Linked DNA regions of Homo sapiens: region 1 is linked to region 2. A link is a contact called in ENCODE Hi-C data. All regions are on one chromosome and are shown on one strand. Each heading gives the region's core, a stretch centred on a gene start or an enhancer-like site at or near the end of the contact. The rest is flanking DNA. Distances are from core to core; before and after follow the strand shown.

Evidence for each region. A loop is a pair of places that touch in the nucleus more often than their neighbours do. Pooled maps may share reads with other maps.
Region 1: a map of PC-9 shows a loop between it and region 2 (9-fold over the local background). The contact joins two enhancer-like sites. A Hi-C loop is called at or near these places in 1 of 168 maps with a recorded cell type or tissue (PC-9), 1 of 37 single-sample maps with no recorded cell type and 6 of 50 pooled maps.

The regions. Positions count from the first base shown.
Region 1 is chr18:8,424,030-8,426,925 of GRCh38, forward strand. No RefSeq gene overlaps it. Among named protein-coding and RNA genes, the nearest start is that of RAB12, 180 kb to the right of the region's middle. RefSeq lists enhancers at 804-1,447, 1,448-2,091. Within about 2 kb of position 1,527, at least 3 of the 41 ENCODE cell types and tissues checked have a DNase peak (open chromatin) inside an H3K27ac peak, as active enhancers do.
Region 2 is chr18:8,981,527-8,984,331 of GRCh38, forward strand. No RefSeq gene overlaps it. Among named protein-coding and RNA genes, the nearest start is that of NDUFV2, 120 kb to the right of the region's middle. Within about 2 kb of position 1,410, at least 5 of the 41 ENCODE cell types and tissues checked have a DNase peak (open chromatin) inside an H3K27ac peak, as active enhancers do.

The sequences.
Region 1 (2,896 bases), core at 277-2,776, 560 kb before region 2:
CAGAAATGAAACCAAACTAGCCACAGCCAACTGGGGGGCTCTTCCCTGCCTCAGTTTCCTTGCCTGTTGAAGGCACACACAAACATGTATGTGGTGTGGAACAAAATGAAATAGGAAGCTGTGGTGAAAATTAAAAGAGCTATGCAGATGTAAAATGCAGCCACTGTGAGTATTCGAGGTAAGGAATTATACCTACAAAAGACGCTCACGGCCGGGCGCAGTGGATCACACCTGTAATCCCAGCACTTTGGGAGGCCGAGGCAGGTGGATCACCAGAGGTCAAGAGTTCAAGACCAGCCTGACCAATATAGTGAAACCCCGTCTCTACTAAAACTACAAAAATTAGCTGGGCGTGGTGGTACGTGCCTGTAATACCAGCTACTCGGGAGGCTAAGACAGGAGAATCACTTGAACCCAGGAGGTGGAGGTTGCAGTGAGCAGAGATCATGCCACTATACTCCAGCCTGGGTGACAGAGTGAAACTCTGTCTAAAAAAAAAAAAAAAAAAGGACTTTCACATGGATAGATGGATAGAGTGAAAAGTGTGGTAAGTGAAATACTAACTATTATAACTAACAACCGTGGGCAGGCAGAGGGGGCTGGTGCTCTTCCCTGCTGTGTCTGGGCTGCAAGGAGGCCGGTGATGACTCAGGCTGGAGGGGCCCTCGACCCTCGGTTATCAAGAGCACCCAGCGGGGTCCTGTAAACAGTGGCAATGCCACAGCCCTGGCCACACGCTGCTTGGCAGCCCATGTAGGTTTGCTGTTGGTTCATTAAAGCAACATTAAGATGCCCTTTATCCCTCTCTGTTAACACAGATAATCGAATGAAAATGTAATTGCCACAGCTAACTCAATTAAAAGCATTTCTGAAAGTTGCCCCTTGCTCCTGGTGTATTGAAGACTAGATTTGGAGCCACTTGCCCCCATGGTGGACTGTGCCATTTACTCCCCCAAAGGACCCCAGGAAACCAACGTAATCAGCCCCATTTTACAAGTGAAGAAACTGATGTTCTGGGAGGGTGAGTGGCCTCCCTGAGGCTGCACGGCTGCACAGGGGCAGCTGCAGGATTTGAACTCAGGCTGACCCCACCTGCCAGCCCCACAGCACCTCCTGGGGTGTTGGGCATCTGGGGCCAACTGCCTGGGTCCCAGCAGCCAGCGCCTGGCTCTTGGGCTGTTTGATCTTGGTCAGTGTATCTAATCTCTGTATCTTAATTCCTGCATCTGATCAACTCAATTAAGTTCTTCCTCGCATACTGCATATTTTGAGAACATGCCTGGGTTCTTCCTTCCTTTCCTTCTCTCCCCTTATTGAAAACGAACTGCTGTCTTGTGACTAGTGTGGCCTTGGCAGTTTTCACCTGGGGCATTTCCACCGAGGCAGCTTCCTCCACTTCCTCCCACGCGAAAGACAGCACATTAGCAGCTAATTCATGGGACAAAAGGAAGAGGCAGTGCAGATCAGTGAGCCTGGGAGCAGATGATGAATGCCAGGGGGTGTCTTCGCTGCAACAAGCACTCAGCCCTGCAGCGTGACTCAGAGAGTGGCCTCGGGCAATCCACCAGCCTGAAACCACAGGACAGGACTGGCAATCTCAGCACAGAGCACTGATCCTGTCATCATTTAAAGACTCAGAAGCGGTCACAAGGGGGAGTGGATCAGAGCCATTCTGGACTTCTCACGGCCAGCTCAGACGCTCGCATATGTGACATGCACAGGGTGCCCACGACTTCCTGGACCTTTGGATGGAGCCCCCGGCCACCTGGAGGGAGCATTGAAACGGATGATGCTAAACTCGCACTCTAAACTCGCACTTGGCGTTGCCTTCTCAGGTCCCAGCACCTGTGCAGAGGCCTCTCAGGGTGTGACAGTCCCCTGCTGAATGGCACCTTCCCCTCCAGCACCTGCAGGGCTTCCCTGCCCACTGCACCTGCCTTGCCCCAGCATGCCTGCCTGACCCTGGAGAAGGATGGAGATGCAGGGTTTTGTGGGGAGTGCCAGGAAGAGGCCTCCTCGGGGGAGGGAAGCTGATAGCAGCCCCGCCCTCACCTGCCCCAGCAGCTGAGCTCATCCCCTGGGGGGCACTCATGCTCCCTAGAAGTGACAGGTGGGCCCACTATCCACAGGCCGGCAGAACGCAGCTCCTTTGGGGTGGGGGAATTCCTGCCCTGGCCTTGGCCACAGAGCCCCAGGATGAGTTTTGTGACAGAGCCATCCCCACACACCCACTGAATGAGAACGGAGGCCCAGCCTGGAGGCGGGGGCTGGAGGGAGTGCAGAGGGCATGAGGAGGCACTCCAGCCATTCCTCCTTCTAAGTGGGACCTCCCTGGGAGGACAGATGACTGCTGCATTAGGAGGGTGTTTCAGGCCCACCTGCCACTTCCAAGGAGCGTAAGTTGGCAATGTTGGAAATCAGCCTACAGCTGCTCCTCGAGGTGACCCCATCAAGGGACCAGGACTACGGGACTAGCAACGCAGGTATTGAAGAAGTGTCACTCTCCAGGGACCTCGCTGCTGGAGCCAGGCCAGTGCTGGAATCCCCGCCAGCAGGGGGCAGCGTGCAGGCTTTCCGGGGCCTGCTCTAGCCTGCCAAGAGAATGTGAGATTCATGGGTACGCATGCGGGCGGCTGCACCCTTCCAGGCCACAGATTGGACCTAACAGCTCCTGTCTGCTTGGCAGTGCCCAAGAGATTTTCCTGGCGCTGGAAACATTGGATTTGGGGTGTGCGTGACCCACCTGGGTCAGAGTGCTTGGCTTTCTGCTCATCTGCTGACTCAATAGGGGGTCTGTGTCCATCTACCCATCTCCCCTTTTCCTTGCACTATCTCAGAATCTCTATCTATTTCATAAAACACCAATTATTTGTCTATTATCCTCATTTAAAATTAT
Region 2 (2,805 bases), core at 160-2,659:
ATTCTTGTGCCTCAGCCTCTCGAGTAGCTGGGATTACAGGCATGCACCGCCACACCTGGTTAATTTTTGTATTTGTAGTAGAGACGGGGTTTCACCATGTTAGCCAGGGTGGTCTCGAACCCCTGGCCTCAAGTGATCCGCCTGCCTCAGCCTCCAAAAGTGCTGGGATTACAGGCGTGAGCCACCGCACCCAGGCAGGCTAGCATTGATTTTTGTTCCAATAGCTACTTAGGCTCACTGTTAATGTGGCTTTTGTTGCTTTTTACTGGCTGTTTGCTTCTCATAAGTACCATAGAGGACTTTCTATGTGCTTGTATAATAAATCTTATAAATCCAGTCTAAAAAAATTATGTTTTTTATAGTTTGCCTTGGTAATTCCTAGGCCTGGGAGGGGGACCAGATATATCAGGTGCCCCATGAGAAACCTCTCCTGGGGCAGTACCAGGTACTAGGGAACATGATAAACAGATGCAGACTCAAAGGGTAGCTTCCCTTGTCTGTACAGTAGCTTAATGATGAAGGTGGCTGAGTGGCAGTTCTACCTGGTTCCAGGAACCTCCTCAGCTAGACTTGTTTTTGTTTCTGTTTTGAGACAGAGTCTCATTCTGTCGTCCAGACTGTAGTGCAGTGGTGTGATCTCAGCCCACTGCAACTACCATCTCCTGGGTTCAAACGATTCTCCTGCCTCAGCCTCCTGAGTAGCTGGGATTACAGGTGCCCACCAGCAAACCTGGCTAATTTTTGTATTTTTAGTAGAGACGGGGTTTCGCCATGTTGGTCAGGCTGGTCTCGAACTCCTGATCTCAAGTAATCCACTTACCTTGACTTCCCAAAGTGCTGGATTACAGGCATGAGCCACTGCGCCCGGCCTCAGCTAGATCTTTAAGGCAACGGTTCCCCACCTTTTCAAGTATGAGATGCCATTGTAACATTAGAAAACTTCATAGGTCTCATTAACAGTGCCTGTATCATTCATTTTAAAAATCCTTATTGTCAAGTGACATTTTTTTTTCTTTTGAGTCAGAGTCTCACTCTGTTGCCCAGGCCGGAGTGTACTGATGTGATCGACAAGTGACATTTTAAAATGAATGTTGTGTTTTACAGATGGCAACAGCGCCCTCACATGCTATGTACAATTCAGCCTACGGACGTACTTGGTGGCATTTCAGCGTGATGAGCCTTACAGGGGTTTTCAGACACAGACTTTACTAAGAACAACATGTGGATGGTTTTAAAAGAACTATTGGAATGAGCAGACTACAATTTTCCAACAGTTACTTTCAACACAAATGCATGTGGAAAGCTGAAATCATATGCATCTGTGGTTAGATTCTGGCCTTAACCCTGTGCTGACCTTGAGCTTCCCCGTAATTGTTGGGCTCTTTCTTTGCCTCCAGGCTGAACCATCTGCTGCTTTCTCCCACTACCAGGAACGAAGGGACCTAAGCTCCAATGTGCTCATCCTGGAACACCCAGGCACTTTGCATTTCTCAAAGTTCAGTTCCCCAAGCGCAAGTTTTCTGCTCTGCTGGACAGAACGGCAGCATTTCAATCATTCTCAGGCTTGCTCTGCTCCTGTTCCTACTTGTCCAGGTCCATAAACCCAGGACTCACAGGAAGGGCCCTTCCCCTGGGAGCCGCGTTCAGAGGACAGTGCCTATGGCAGGAGGGAGTGGTCTATGAGCCCCTGGGGCTGGAAGATTCCCCTCCATTCTTCAGTGGCATTTCCCTTGGCACTTGTTTCCTGCTCTCACTACAGACACCTGAACCCTGAAGCTTAACCCCACCTTGAAGCTAGGGCATGGTTACCTAACGTAGGCCTCCCTCCTGTGAAGGCAGGTCTGAGAGGCCATCTGCAGAGAGGCAGGGTTATTCCTGAGGGGTGGGGAGACCATTGCAGAGACTCCAGCTGCTGCCTGACAGTTTCTGAGATGCCTGCCAAGGAAAAAGGAGAATTCTGGTTAGAAGGGAGCTAAAAACTCTGGGGAAGTATTTCAATATCTAATTGAGAGAGAGGCTGAGATGGCAGCTAGGACCACTGTGGAGACAATCTCAGACAATCTCAAGGAGCTTCAACCAAAGCAACCAATGACAGGGGGAGTTCAGATTTCTCTCTTAAATTCTGCAAGGGAGGCCAGTGTGGTGTCTCACACCTGTAATCCCAACACTTTGAGAGGCCAAGGCAGGAGGATCACTTGAGGCCAGGAGTTTAAGACCAGCCTGGGCAATGTAGCAAGTCCCTGTCTCTACAAAAAAAAAAAATTTAGCCAGCGTGGTGGCAAACACCTGTAGTCCCAGCTATTTGGGAGGCTGAGGCAGGAGGATCACTTGAGCCCAAGAGTTCTAGGCTGCAGTGAGCTATGTTCACACCACTGCACTTCAGCCGGGGTGACAGAGCAAGATCTTCTCTCTAAAAAATAAAATAAAAAATAAAAACAAAGCTGCAAGGGGAAGGGGAAGAAGCAGATACTGAGACTTCTCCCAACAAGAGGATAAGCCCCAAAGAAAGACATTTTCTTGAAGGCAAAGTTCAGCTCCTTCATCACGCATCTTTAGTGCTGTGAGCTTTTGTGCTGTTGGCCCTTAGGACCAAGGAGGCAACATGAGTCCAGATCCAGTAGAGCTACTAGTGATGGGCCTGAAGGGAGGGGAGTCTAGACCTGTCCTCCTTATTATTATAAAATTTTAGCCTAATCAGCTTCTGGGAAGCAGTCTAATTAAAAGTGGAAAGAAGCTGAAAGTGGCAGCTAGTCAGCTCCGTGTACAAATCCCAACTCCATGTCTTCTTAGTTGTTGGACCAGCCC